Regions from separate parts of the Mus musculus genome. Here regions 2 and 3 are each linked to region 1. The links are chromatin loops, found by intact Hi-C in ENCODE. Cell type or tissue: heart. All regions are shown on one strand.

Region 1 (5,000 bases):
GGGCAGCAGTGAGACACCTGTCCTCTGATAATGCATTTCTCCCTGATTGTCACTCTTCTGGTTTCTGGCTTTGGTGTCTCAGGTGGCTTTTGTTCTTTTACCAAGCCAGGAGAGCAGGAAGCTTGGGCCGAGTCCCTTTCTATGCAGAAAGTTCAAACATTTCCTTAAAAAAGGCTAAACTTGGGGGTGGGGGGAGAAGAGGGGAAGGGGTGAAATGCTTGTCTAGAACGCTCTATCCCCAGTACTGAAAGCAAATAAATAAACAAATAAATAAATCCAGCCAAAGGAAAGTAAGCAACATAAAAACCCAAACTGCAAGTCACTACAACGCACCAGACATTACTAACGCTTTAAGATTCTTAGCCCCACGTTCCTGAAGCTCTGAGATGTTTAAGGCTGAGGTTGGCCAGGCAGCCCTGGAACCCGCACATGGCCCTGTACTACCACTGCCTAAAGGAGGGCCCGCAGGAAGAAAGGACTGCAACTTGACCAGCTGAGGTGGGTACTGGCCCCTACAACTCCAGCCTCCACAGACGGCCAGGGTTCCCACTCCGGAAAGCCTGTCAGGCATTGAAGACTAGAGAGTCACAGTATGTAGGGGTGCCTTCCACAACCGTGAGCTCACAGACCTGCAGGGTGGGGGGTGCCACTGCTCAGTAAGGCCTAGGCTTCCCTCAGCCCCTTAGGGCAGTCCTGGGGGGACATGAGGAACAGCGAGTGTTCAAGGACAAGCCAGGACTGAGAAAGGGGATCTGTGGTTCATAGCAGTACACACCCCAAATTTCCATGCCCCTCCCTGACTTCTGAGAAAGGATATTACTAAGACATTAAACTCCTTCTAGGGGTCAGAAAGGCCTAGTTGACGGTCCTGACAGGACTGGCCAACAGCACTAAACTTGCTACTACCTGCTCAGCGGAAGATGAGCAATACAGAGTATGAAACCTTGGTCAATGGGGCCCAAACCAGGCACCACAGTTTCCCAGGGTCCCTAAACCCTTGTGCTCTTGAGGAAATACCTTGTGTGCCCAAACCTTAAGTCTATGTTCTCTGTTCTCCACAGGGCAGTAGCGACTAACAGCAAGATGAGAAATAATTAAAACAAACAAAAAAACACTGTAATCCAATTCTTGTTAGTTTTATCGTGGGGCTGGGAAGATGGCTCAGAGTATTGTTTAAGTCTGCCTTGAAAGATGGAGGCAGGGTATTCTCTGGAGCAAGCTAGCTAGAGAGTCCCACCGCGTCAGTGAGCTCTGGGCTTGAGACAGAGCCTGGTCCTCAATGAACTGGGTCTAGACTGCATGACTGCCCTCGCATATATTCACAGCACACACATCAAAATGGAAAGAGAAGACAGTTACACACTACTGGGTAAACAAACACCCAGCTCTGGTGACAAATGGGTACAGACCTGCAAGTAACCCAGACAGCCTCGAAGTCTGTCCGTCTGTCCATCTAAGTTCTTTATTTGTTTGCCTGTGGCAGTTTCCTGTGGACTAGCTCTCAATTTGTTTGGAGTGAAACCTCTAAAAAAAAATTTTCCAGGGGTGCCTCAGGGATGTCTCAAGATGCACACCTGAGAAGTCTGCAATAATTTACAGAGTGTCTGTCCCTTGGGGAGGAGCCCCCTGAAACAGCTGACCTCAGGACCTTCCTCGACCTCGCTTCCCTGACAATCATTCAGGCCCAGCTCTGGGGCTGCTCTAGTGGGGGTGGGGGACAGGGGCTCCACCAATGCTATGAGGTGAGACCAGCAGATTCACAAGGCAGACCGGTGACCGAGGGTCTGTATGTCGTCTTCCCCTTCCGGAAAGTGGAAGATGAAACATGTCTCTGCTGCCCAGTGAGTCACACAGTGTAGTTTGCAAACGTTACACATCCATGGCCTTGAGGCTAGATAATCATTTAAAAATGCTAATGACAGATTTCTGACACTGGCTACAGAGCCACACCATTCTCTGTATAAAATGCTAAGGCAGCACCCGTGCTTTGCTGTCCTGTCTCTTCATCCAACTTGGAGAAGGTGGGAGTTGTGAAAGAATCTTACTAAAGCACAGGCTGGCTAGGCGCTCTGGAGTCTTCTGTCTCTGCCTCCCACGCACAGGGATGACAGGTGTGTGCCACCATTAGATCAGAACCACTGGCATCTGGTGGCACAGAAAGACCTTTAAACCAGAGCGGAGAATGGCTGCTCACGGCTAGAATTGAACCAGAAGTGGATCCAACTCCGTTTTAAGGGCAGGTCCCGTTTCTTGGCTCCTCCCTTCCTTAGGAGCAGAGCAGGAAGGCAAGGAGGATGTGTCCACTAGGGAGATCTGTCAGCCTTGTTCGGATGCGAGCACTTCCGGTGGCGGATGACTTGTTGGCACGAGCATCTTCTAGTGTAAAACTCAGGGTGGCTCCGGAGCTCAAGAAACAGGCAGCAGCGTCGATGAGGCCCGGGCCCTGGGCACAGTCTCCTGGGGCACTCTTTCAGAGTCTGCTCCCATGGGACATACAACTCAGTTGCTATGGGCCTGGTCCTCCCTCACAAACCTCAGCCAGAGATGAAATACCTCGGCTCCAAAATTGTAGCACCGTGAAAACATAAAAAAAAAAACCAAAAACGCTGTAGTCTACTTGAGACCATTTTTTTTTGCTCTGATTAAAATTTTTATTGAAAGCTCTCAAATATTATCAAGAAATAGTTTTTTTTTGCAAAAGGGGGAGGGAGGGGGTTGCTAATAAATTCAACACGGGAGCTCCCTCTGCTGGTCTGCAGTAGGTTGATATGTGACAAACACATTCCCAGAGACAAATCTAATCTGCTGAAGAAGTGGACAAAAGACAGGTGTGTTGGGCTTTGCCTCTGGAGAGAAACACTAGAAGAAAAAAAAAAATCCACGTCTCAAAACAGAGCACAACAATCAAAAAATAAAAAAAATAAAAAATAAAACTAGAAGACTCTCCAAAACATTAAGTTTCCAGAACAAAACACCACTCGGCTAGTAAGGGGCCGCCCACTCTGCTCCCTCCAGTTAGCATCTCGGAAGCCATCTTTGCCTCAGAGTCTCTTCTGACAGATTTCTCATCTACTTAGAGGGGAAAGTTCCAAGGAGTCATTAGAGCGAGGCCTCTCCGAAATTCCAGTAAGAGCAAGTCTCTGGTGAGCCAGCGCCTTGCTGTGTTAGCCAGCAAGGAGAACAGGTGACACTTGCTCGGGTCACCTGTGGAAGCGCTGCGCTTTGGGGACAACCTTCCATCTTCTCAGACCCGTTTCCTCATTGTACAATGGGCTGGGCCTGCTGTCTATAAAGCCTCTACTGGGTCACTCCAAGTCCCAGCCTGGACCAATACATTCGACAAGAATGTTCTCTTAAGTGACTCCAGAGAAGAAGTGGGATTCCAAGACACAGGCCTCTCACCACCGCAGGTCAGAGTTCCACCCAGTCTAGGCTGATGGCTGAGTCAAGAGGATGCCGGGCTGGGTAAGTCTCAAGAGAAGGGGGCCATCTAGGTGATGCGAGCCAGTGAGGCACACGGCCAAGATCCAGCGAATCTTGCACTGTCTCTCCATCCTTTCTCAGTGGCGTAGACTTCCTAACTCTCCCACGAGATCCTTGTTAGAACCTTCACCCTCCATATTCCCCAGTCACTCCTGAGTCCATCTGTTACATCAGGACCAGAGCCAGCGATCCCCGTTCTTTCTGGACACTGCCAGGTCCTGATTCTCCAGGGCAGTGGTGAATGGCCTGGTTGCGGACTACCCAAAGCCACAGATTCTATAGACTATGTGTAACCTTCTATCATTCTATGATGCATGCCTGCCCCTAGTGGCCTCAACTGTTGGTTGCTCCTTTTGAGAGGGGGCACAGCACCCGCACATGAGGTATGGGACACACACAAAAGGGGCTTTTAGTTGCTCTTTGCTGTCAACAAAGATCAAAAATATAAAGGACTAAGTGACAGACAGTCACAATTTAGCCCCCCACTTGCCCGCTATCTGTCGGCTATGACGGCTACTGAATACTGAGGCAGGGATACTGGGCAGAGCACAGAAAAGCAAAAGGCACGTCTGGTCGTTGACTTCAGCTTGTTTCCTGGACCACGGCCACTGCCGGCCACTCCCTGCCACCTTCAGCACGTTTTTCCTCATTCCTCACACTGCTGTGTAGCTTCCCCAGGGAGGATATTTTGGCCTGTGGCACAGGCACTGACTGAGGGCTTCCTGCCTGCCTACAGCTGATAGGCCCCCGGAGAGCAGCTCAGAAGGGCAGCTGCCAATGCAGGCAAGAAACCCACTGCTCTGTCAGATTTAGAGTTAAAGAGCACTCAGCCCTAAGCACTTGGGGCTGCTCACAGGGGTTTCTTACAGGGGCCTTAACCAGGACTGTCCTGTGCAACATGTTTCACCAAGCCCTGGAAACAAATACCAGGCAAAATAAACATAGCCCCACCTGACCGGGCTGATAAGCTAAAAAGATCGACTGTATTTGTCTAGTGTGCATTTGTGTGTAGAAGGCAAGGGACAACCGGAAGTCAGTTCTCTCTTCCATCGTGTGGGTCCTGAGGACTGAACACAGGCTTTGGCAGCAAGCCTGAGGAGCCATCTCGTCAGCCCCATAGCCCCGCAAGTTTTAAAAGGCCAGGCGGAATGGAGGATTAGTGAGAAATACGTACAAGTGTTTTACTTGTTAATGACTGGCATTTTCCATAGGTCAATCAAATGAGGGGTTACTTCCAAGGGTGAAGGTCAGCTCTGATTATTATCCTCATACGAGACAGACCTCAGGGAACCACAGCATCCGGGGGAGAGGAACCTTCCTATGCCTCAGACTGTTCTTAACTAAGCAAGAGAAGCTCGCAGCAGATGGCTACCTTTGCCACACACTGGGCAATGAACAAGCTTTTGTCTTTCCTAGAATATGTTTCAGGCTTCTCCATGGAAGCCTCTCTCTGGTCTCTCAGCTCCCTGGGGACAAGAGCGCAAGCCTTTTAATCCACACACGCCAAGCACACATTA
Region 2 (5,000 bases), 100 kb after region 1:
TTATGTAGCCCGGAGGAGGACAAAAGGAAAACCCAAGAAGCAGCAGGAGGCAGAGCTAGCCTACTGCCCATCTTCCAACTCCCAAGACACAAACTAACCAGTGCACCCGGAAGAAACACTCTATATCCTGGCTTGCAGGGATTTCCCAATTCTGAAAATCCCCTGCTGTAAAGTTACATCTCTTGGCTGTTTGTTAGAAAGGAGATCCATTGTACTAAAATGTAGCCCTCTGCACGAGGTTATTTTAAGTATAAGGCTAAAGCAAAGCCAAACTGAAAAACCTCAGGACTTCAGATAAGGAAATCAGGATGTCCTGGGGCATTTGAAGCTCAAAGCTGGACTCCTCCAAGCGTGTGGGAGGGAGGCCTCAGATTTGATCCTCTACTCTGTTAAAACAAAACAAAGCACTCAGGATGTCCTTCCTCTGCGTTCAAGCTTGGCTTGGAGTAAAGCAGGGGAGGGGCCACAGCAGGGGAGGGGCCACAGCAGGGGAGGGGCCACAGAGGAAGCGTTCTTTCCAGGAGACTCTCTTGGCCCTGGTTTGGAGGGACGGAAGCAGGTCTAGGGACAGGAAATGGTGATGGTTTGCTGGTGACCAGACTGGTCCAGTGTCTGGGAAGATGGAGTTAAATCAAGAGATCTTCTGGGGAGCAGTGAAGACAGATGATGGGTTCCTAAAGGAGGGGAGAGACAGATGGACCACGGGATGAAGGGAGACTCCTGCAGATGGGAAGGCAGGTCTGGAAATAGAGATAAATACAAGCACAACTCCGGGGCTTTGGAACTGAGCGGAGACACCCATTTGGAGGTGGTATGGATGCTGGTGTTAATATCGGAATCTGGAGCTCAGGGGAGGGGGAGAGGGAGAAGAGAGGAGAGAGGAGAGAGGAGAGAGAGGAGAGAGAGAGAGAGAGAGAGAGAGAGAGAGAGGAGAGAGGAGAGAGAGAGAGAGAGAGAGAGAGAGAGAGAGAGAGAGAGAGAGAGAGAGAGAGAGAGAGAGAGAGAGAGAGAGAGAGAGAGAGAGAGAGACACCACAGGTGGGGGTGAAGGATAAGAGATGCAGATTCAGAGCAGACCGCTAAGGAGTAGTAGCAGCTGACCAGGAATCCAAGGGGAAGAAAGGCAGGAGCACGGAGGGGTGGCTTAGAGAAAAGAAAGAAGCCAAGAGAACTCCAGCGATGGAAAAACCCAACAGGCAACCTCTGTCAGCTCACGAATAGAAGGTGATTTTAGTTTCCTTCCTTATACTTTTTCCCAGGACTCTCAATAAGATTGTCACTTATTATGCAAAACTTACAAAGCATCTGTTTCAAGTTCTTCCGCAGGGTCTGTGGATGGGCTCACATCCATACATCCACTCCCCAGCCTCAGGACCAGGGACAAATACATCGCCCAGCCTCCGGGCCAAGGTCTGGAATCCCAGCAGGGTTAGCTGACCCATACACAGATGGCCCAGTGACCTTGAGTTCATTAGCATACTGTTCTAATCAAATGAACTAACCAGCAACAGACCCTGCCCAGTTTGTCCCACTGCCCACCGCTGCTCGGGCCAAAGTTCCTCCACTCTGAACCATTTCCTATAAACAAATGGTTGCCTGAAAACATTCACTCGGACACAGGAGGTCCAAGGCTCACCAAAAATATTTGTTCTTTGGCTCTAAATCGAGTTGATATTTACTTACAAGCTACTTGCCCCAATAAACACAAGTGTTTCGTTAATGTTAATGCTGGTAGCCATTAAGACAACTTACTGAATAACCGATATCCCAATGCCTTTTATTCTGGCCACACTGAAAAACAAAGGGGGGAGGGATGGGCAAAAAGGGTGATCAAATCCGTCAAAAGTCAACAAGGATTTAAGAAACAGTACCCTGCCTCCTACCAATCCCTTGACCCTCCTCCGTCTATAAATATTTGTCTTAACAGTATTCAACTGCAAGAGCATCCATCATGGTACAGTCTAAGAGCTATCTGTCATCCTTCCTATTTTACGTTTAAATATTCAAGTGTAGATGTCAACACTTCTAGAGAAACAGGGATCGATTAAAACAGTGTCAGCTGAAGTACTAGAGCTTTAGAGGAAGAAATGCAAGCGCGAGGACCTATTTTAAAAAGCACGCATGCACAAACACACACACAGAGGAATTAAATGCATCCCACACCTAATCCCCAACTTCAGCTCAAGTTGTATTTAGGGCCTTCCCATTCGTCACGCAAAGCTCGTGACAGTACAAATCGCTATCACTACACTGACAACCAAGAGAAAAATCTGGAAGATTCACTTTTGATTTTTGCAAATTCCCATGTTTACAGAATATTAAAAACAAAAAAAAAAAAGAAAGAAACATCTGTATAGATCTACATTAAAAGGCTGATACAGGAAAATCAGCAGACTACGTGGTCTTAACAAGCAAAAACACCCAGGTTCAATCACCACCAACAACATATGTAGGCAGTAAGCAGCCTATGGGGTCTACTGAGGACTCAGTGGATGGGGGAAGAAAGATCAAAAGTTTAGGGCCATCTTCAGTTCCAAAGTGAGTTCAAGGACACTCTGGCTATGAGATGGACAGGCAGGCAGTGGGGGATGGGGAAGAAAAAGGGGGAAACACAGAGAAAAAGGAACAGAGACAGACAGACAGAAGACAGACATTTACATTCCTTTAACTCTGAATGTAACTGAGATTACAGGCAGGCACCACTATGGTTCTGTGCTGTAGATTAACCCATAGCTACAGGCATTCTACACAAACTCTCTACCATCTAAGTTAAGCCACAGCACTAAAAATATATCTACACATACTAATTTATTGATTTGTAACGTACATAAGGCACTACTGGAATGTGTTTTACTTTTTAATAGGGGTTTTATTTATTTATTTATTTAGATTTACTTATTTATTATATCTAAGTACACTGTAGCTGTCCTCAGGCACACCAGAAGAGGGCGTCAGATCACATTGCAGATGATTGTGAGCCACCATGTGGTTGCTGGGATTTGAATTCAGGACCTCCGGAAAAGCAGCCAGTGCTCTTAACCTCTCCATCTCTCCATCCCGTTGGTTTTTTTTGTTTTGTTGTTGTTGTTGTTTGTTTAAAGAGTAAGTTTTCCAGGAAAAGAAAATTTAAGAACCTAACTTTGACTGAATGAACGCTTCTATCCAAATGGATTTGACTATAATTGGTGCTGGGGGAACAAGAATCATGAAGACACTAAAAATAGATTCTGTAAGACGTGGGGGGGACGCAGTTGTGAGACCAACACTAACAATTAGCAAAATGTGGTATCACTAGTATTAAAATAGGACACCGGAGCCCACCCTAGGAAGGCTGGCTGGCTGTCCCGGACTGCCACAGTCACCTGGGCTCTGGGGTGGCTCAGCACTTCAGGTCCTCAGCTCAGGGGACAGCCTTATAAGGAGATCATGCTAGAGAGCAGATAAGAATGCCACCAAGCACTTAACATTTCCAGAGGCCTCTGCAAATATTAACTCATTCCTTCCCGTGGAATCCACTCCAAGAGTGGGGGTGGGGGAGATCCCTGATTAATTAAACTTAGTTATAGCAAGATGGAGAGGGAGCTGGACACCTTCCTTGGGCACCTGGCTCCAGGCCAGACAAGCCTAATGAGCAGGAGGGAGGCAAGTTATTTCTCAATTTTGACAGCAAGTGAGGGACAGGCTCCCCTCCCTCTCCTATCTCCCACAGAGTCCCCACAAAATTCCAGACCTTAAAATAACTGCGACTCCCACTTGAACAGTCTATGACAGGAGAGAGGCAAAGCCCAGAGCGGGGCCTGCCGTAGACACACAAAAGGGGGTGAAATGTGCTTTCTTCTTCCCAGGAAAGAAACGGAGCAACTGCGATTACTATGCCAGTAAAGAGCAAAACAAGCCAGGGGCGGTGCCCATCTTTAATCCCAGAATTCTGAAAGTAGAGGTAGGAGATCTCTCTGAGTTCGAGGCCAGCCTGAGTTCTGGGGCAGCCAAGATTCAGCAGAGAGCCAAGACAAAGAAAGACCTTGTCGAGAAAGAGAGAGAAGAGAGGAGGAAAGAAAGAAGAAAAAGAAGAAACCAGGAGGGAGGAAGCAACAACCTATACAGTCAATGGAGGATTGGACTTTTTTTTTTAATATATAAAACTGTTGCATCAAGTGAAAGGTTGTGTTTTATTTTCTGAAATGAGCACAAAACCTCAAAATGAGTCACAATTGTTAAGTATTTTGAGGCTCTAAGATATCTTGAAGTCGTATACTGTAAATAAAGAGCAACAATTGTACACTTTAAAACACTAGCCTGCAAGCCTTGAAAGCAGGAAGTTAGAAATGAGAGGATCACGAGTTCAAGGCCAGCTCTGTCTCAGAGCAAGGCAAGCCAAAACTAATCGCTAATGTCAGACACTTCAGAAAGGCTTGTAAAGAGGCTTATCTGATGCAGGATTCTAGTGACTTGGTGTGTCCCAACTAGAGCGCAAGCTGCTCTTCACGACACAGAGACTGCTTTCTAACAAGCCACCAGCCCACCAGTCAGGGAGAACTACCATGGAGTCGATTCCTTCCAGGTGGAACCCATGATCTGAACACCACCTCTAAAAAGCCACCACACTGGAGCGGGCAGATCCGTGAACACGGTGAGTGGGTGCCCAACTGCAGCCTGACAGGGGCACAAAGAACGCCCATCCCATAGGTAAACTGGAACAGGACGCCGAGGAATGAAGAGTGCACACCAGGCCCTTAGAAATCCAGGAAGCTGGAGGTCAAATGAAACTTCCCCCACCCCACAAAGGGCAACCACACAAACGCTCCTCAACAGATGGATGAGCAAACAAAATAATTACTAACTTGATTAAAATCTAGAAACTCCTGGAAGATCAGACCCTGGATATACCTGAAAGGAATTACCTTAATTGCCATTAATGGAGGTGGCAAGACCTGCCCACCATGGGTGGCTCCATTCCCTAGCTCTTCCTTCTCTGCTTCCTTGGTGAGGCTGTAATCCACA
Region 3 (5,000 bases), 92 kb after region 1:
CAAGATCTGACTGCCTCTTCTGGAGTGTCTGAAGACAGCTACAGTGTACTTACATATAATAAATAAATAAATTAATTAAAAAAAAATAGAAGGAAAGGTCTTTTTAAATAGCTCAACGGTTAAAGAAAACGTGCTCTTCCAGAGGACACGGGTTCAATTCCCAGCATCTATAGATAAGGTCAAAGCCATGTGTAACTGTAGTTCCAGGGGACCTGATGCCCTCTTCTGGCCTCTGAAGGCAACAGATACAGAAGTGATGCACATACTGTGCTTCTAAGTCACTCACACATAAAAATAAAAAGTACTGCTGGGCATGGGGGCACACACCTCTAATCCCAGCTCTCCAGGGCAGGACAGGCAAAGCATTATGAGTTCAGGGCCAGCCTGGTCTACAAAGTGAATTCCAAGACAGCCAGAGCTAAGACGAGATCCTGTCTCAAAAAATAAGTTTTTTGTCTTGTTTTGTTTTGTTTTGAGACAGGGCTTCTCTATATAGCCCTGGCTGTCCTGGAACTCACTTTGTAGACCAGGCTGGCCTCGAACTCAGAAATCCGCCTGCCTCTGCCTCCCAAATGCTGGGATTAAAGGCGTGTGCTACCACACCCGACAGGTATGATGGTACAAGTCTGTCACCCCAGCACTTGGGAGGCAGAGGCAGACAGACCACTTTGATTCCAACTCCAGCCTGGCCTATATATTGTAAGACTATGTCTCAAAACAACAACAACAAAACCCCTACTTGTTTTACAACCCTTTTAGGGAGCTAGAGATAGCTCAGTGGTTAAGAGCTCAGGCTACTCTTCTTTCAGAGGACCAGGTTAGAGTCCAGATACCTGCATGGCAGCTAACTATAATTACCATTAACTCCAATTCTAGGGGAGCCCTGTATTTTGCGTTTAAGGGCAATATATGCATGCGGTACACACAGGCAAAGCACTCATAAACATGAATAAATAAAGTCTGAGATAGTCCTGTGTGGTGGTCTAATTGAGAGCAGCCCCCATGGGCTGAAATATCTGCATGCTTAGTCTCTGGTCTGTGGAACTGCTCAGGAAGGATTAGGAGATGTGACCTTGGAGCTGTTACTGGGGTAAGTTTCAAAAGCCACCCACACCAGGCACAATGTCTGCCTCTGTGTGTCCCTCTCCCTCACTCGTGTGTGTGTGTGTGTGTGTGTGTGTGTGTGTGTGTGTGTGTGTGTGTGTGTGTGTCTGGTGTGTCTGTCTACAGATCAGGATTTAAAGCTAGAATACCTGTTGCCACACTCCCTCCATGATAATGGACTAGTCATCTCCAACTGTAAACAAGTCCCAATTAAATGCTCTCTTTTGGAAGAGTTGCCTTGGCCTTGGTCATGGTGTCTCTTCACTCAATAAGTAAACCCCGACCCCCCAATAATATAACTCCTCCAACTGACTAAGACAAGGTTTTTGCCTAAGGTATATTCAAGTCGCATTATGTAAGCCTGCCACCTAGACCAGACTCCCAATGTTCCTGATTTACTGAGTGTCCAACCCTCCCGTTTGGAAGCAAGGTTTCCCAAGAAGCTTTCTCTCCAAACGGGAGCTGGGGGTAGAGTGCTCCATCCATAGGCTAGATAGCTAATTTCTCTCAACTAATCTTTTACAAGAAAACACACACACACACTTCAGAGAAACTCATTTTAATTTTCTACCACAAAATTAAAAGGATGACTGCCCCCTCCCACGAGGAAAGAGAGTCTGAACCTAAGAAGCCTTCCTTACTCCGAGCTGCAGTGAGACCCCTGGGAAGCATCAGCACCCAGCCTAACACCTGTCAAGACCCTCAGACTGTATTTCTCCAGCTCCCTCACGTACCAGAGCCTTCACTTCATATATCCTTACTTGAAAGCAGCTCACGGGGAGGCGATCTGCCTTGGTGGCTAATCACATACACTACTGCGGCGGGGCATGTAGCTCGGTGGCAGAGCGTGGCCTTCACATGAGACAGCCTATGCTCACTTCTCAGAGAGAGAGAGAGAGAGAGAGAGAGAGAGAAAGAGAGAGAGAGAGAGAAAACAAGAAGATTAAGAAAACAGAATTGGGGGTGGGGGTAAAGGAACTGTTGTGGGCATTAGTGAATACCTGGGTCCCCATGAGGGACTGAAGCGAGGCTGTCCGGCAGGCGTGGCAAGCACTTTTACCTGCTGACCGATCTCACCGGCCCTAGCAGTTAATATTTAATAACAGGCTAATGCTGTGTGTTTGTTTTCCGAAAAATAAAAGCTGTGTAAAGTTTGTGAACAGATGCTCATGACTCAAGGACACAGCAGACGAGAAGTCAGTCACTGAGCATTAATTGCTTTCACGGGGCTTTGCGTTACTGTCCAGGCATCAGGGTCACTCTGTGTTAGAACATTTGCAAGTAAAGAGTATTGGTTTTCCCCCCAATAGTTTCTGTGCAGGGGGGGGGGGGCTCACAACTCCTCAGAGCAGGTGCTGGCACTATTATTCTTTTCTCACAAACAGAGAGGCTAAAAGCTACCAGGCGCATGTCTAGAAACTCAGCTTAGGGGCACATCTTCAATTCCCAGCACCCAGCAGCTCACAACTGTCTGTAACCGCTGCTCCAGAAAATCCCATGAGCCCTCTGCTGGTCACCGTGAGCACTGCATGCATGTATGTGGCACACAGACACATAAAATCCACCCAGCCAGGGAGTACAGCTAACTACAGGCACACCTAGTTAGGAGTCTAAACCAATCAGACACTTTAGGTAACTGGTTTAAATGAGGTTTCCCGTTTCATAAAAGTTGGGATTATAGACTGATTTCTAACAGTCTTCATTTTACAGCCCAGTCCTTTTCCAAACAGTAACACGGAAGTGGCTTCCCACTCCTGACTTCATTATTCAAGTTCTATCGGGGTCTGAGCTTTATACTTAGTGATGTAACTGGAACCCAACTGTAAATCATACTGTCACACCTAACAACTAGCCTCAAAGAAACGAAGTAGCTTCCCTCTTTCAGACACGGCTTCGCTCTCCCCAGTTTGATAGCTGCAGTAACCTATGGCCTGAACCGATTAAATGGAAAATTCCAGAAATAAACAAGCCGTAAATTTGACTTGCATTCTGTTCTGAGTCTCATGAGGAAATCTCGCTCAGGATGTGAATCACCCCTCTGTCCATCCAGCACTGTCTACAAACCCCACTTTCATCGGACAGCCGCCTCAACTATTTCAACAGTCAGGTCACCGTGACGCTTGCTCCACTCTAACTTAATGACCCCCCAAGTACAAAAAGAGGTATGCCTGAGAAGCCACAGCATCCTTTTCCAGCACAGGGATAAACATTTTAGATGTCTTTCATAATTGTTGTCGGTGATCTTATTCTACTTGTAAAACAGCGATTGTTGTTAAACTGCTTGAAGTATAAATTTAACCAGTAAGTCCTGGGGCTAGCGATGCTCAGTGGTTAAGAGGACACATGCTCTTTTTCAGGCAGATCTCTGAATCTGAGGCCAGCCTGGTCTGTAAAGCAAGTTCCACAACAGCCAAGCTAGAGTGAGATGGGAAATAGGGGGAGAGGGCTAGGGAAATAGGAGCTAGTGAAGGAGGAAGGAAGCAAGACCTCTTCCGAGGACATGTTGGGTTTCCAGTACCAGTCAGCCACTATAGAACTGCTTGTCACTCCAACTTCAGGGACATCTAATGCTCTCTTCAGCGGCACACATGCACAAAATATTGGGGGGTAGAGCTTGAGTGCGGTGTCCTATATAAGCAAGCCCAACTTTTCCTGGTTCGCTGGCTTCCCTCACTAGATCCAAACAGTGGTCAGTACCACTGTACCTCCAAAACTGAGATAGAAAAATAAGCTTGTTTTCTTTGTATTACTCATCTTCCAGGCTCATATTCAACCAAGAAAGGAAAAACTAATACAACAGGCACTACCTGGCATCCCAGCTATCCACTTGAGTGTGTGTGGGGTGGGGGGTGGGGGGGTGTCTTAGGATATATACTTCCTGTGGGTAAGGGAGGCAATAGCTGATAAGCGGAAGCCAGACAGGAAGCTGGGTGTGTCAAACCAAAACTGAAGGACTCAAAGGTAGACTACAGAAATTTTTTTTTTTTTTTTTTTTTTGGTTTTTCGAGACAGGGCTTCTCTGTATAGCCCTGGCTTTCCTGGAACTCACTCTGTAGACCAGGCTGGCCTCAAACTCAGAAATCCGCCTGCCTCTGCCTCCCGGGTGCTGGGATTAAAGGCGTGTGCCACCATGCCCGGCAGAGACTACAGAAATCTTGACTGCATTCTCTGATTAGATTCCTTAAAAACTATTAATGTGTGCTTTTCTCCCCTCCGTCCCACCCCCCAGCATCTTCTCTCTTCCCAACTGATTCGATAGCTTGTCTCAGAAAAATCTAAGCTAACCTTTACTTCTCCAGGAAAGTCCTTCACCCTCCGACGTATCCCACTGATTCTTTGGTCACGGTGGACGCGACATATAAGCAGAAATGAGAAACAGTAAGATGGGGAAAAAAGGGAGCAAAGAAGCAGGAACACAGGGGAAGTGGCCTTTTGTGCCACAGTGGATGGCCCCACCGCACTGAGAAAGGCAGGCCTAACTCCTGCTTCTCCTTTCCACACCAGGCCTCACCAGGTCCTCTCAGAGGTAGCTAGGCAACCAGGACCCATGTGTACACACACACACACACACACACACACACACACACACACACACACACACACACCAGGCCAGACAGGTCTTCAAACAAACAGAGAACTGTTAACCTATAAATACCCACAAGGTGATGGAAACAGATAAGGGGCAAGCGTTTCAGTTGTCTAAGTCTAGATCTCCAACAGTGGAAAATAAAGCCCAGGAGACACTGCTAGGAAGGGAAGTGGTCACGGAGCCCGGGCTTGATTCTGTGCCTGCAGGAACCAGCTGGAGAAGCTGGGACGCTTCAAGGCAGGGGCGACCCCAGCATGGATTCTGTAGGATACACTTTACTGCTCGACGCCCTGGAGCCGGATCCCCT

What was found. Hi-C counts contacts between places; a loop is a spot of excess contacts. Peaks named below come from ENCODE experiments on the same cell type or tissue, not always from the same donor. Only the 100,000 strongest peaks of a DNase experiment are listed, where the experiment ranks them.
Region 2: a loop joins it to region 1, with 1.9 times the contacts of the local background. A loop is called at or near these places in 5 of 42 quality-filtered maps.
Region 3: it touches region 1 in a loop (2.1-fold over the local background); 5 of 42 quality-filtered maps call a loop at or near these places.

Annotation. Positions count from the first base shown.
Region 1 is chr8:33,801,324-33,806,323 of GRCm38, forward strand. The region is part of intron 6 of Rbpms (RNA binding protein gene with multiple splicing); the gene reads right to left. Among named protein-coding and RNA genes, the nearest start is that of Smim18, 56 kb to the left of the region's middle. In heart, CTCF peaks have their summits at 2,762 (motif pointing left) and 3,825 (motif pointing left); DNase peaks (open chromatin) are centred at 2,348, 3,238, 3,508, 4,168 and 1 weaker place; H3K27ac peaks cover 1,976 bases.
Region 2 is chr8:33,902,489-33,907,488 of GRCm38, forward strand. All of the region lies in intron 1 of Rbpms (RNA binding protein gene with multiple splicing), which reads right to left. Among named protein-coding and RNA genes, the nearest start is that of Gm51528, 19 kb to the right of the region's middle. RefSeq lists an enhancer at 1,333-4,581. In heart, a CTCF peak has its summit at 2,939 (motif pointing right); DNase peaks (open chromatin) are centred at 453, 1,433, 3,523 and 4,644; H3K4me3 peaks cover 4,443 bases; H3K27ac peaks cover 5,000 bases.
Region 3 is chr8:33,893,333-33,898,332 of GRCm38, forward strand. All of the region lies in intron 1 of Rbpms (RNA binding protein gene with multiple splicing), which reads right to left. Among named protein-coding and RNA genes, the nearest start is that of Gm51528, 28 kb to the right of the region's middle. In heart, CTCF peaks have their summits at 228 (motif pointing left) and 2,630 (motif pointing left); DNase peaks (open chromatin) are centred at 4,709 and 4,789; H3K27ac peaks cover 2,595 bases.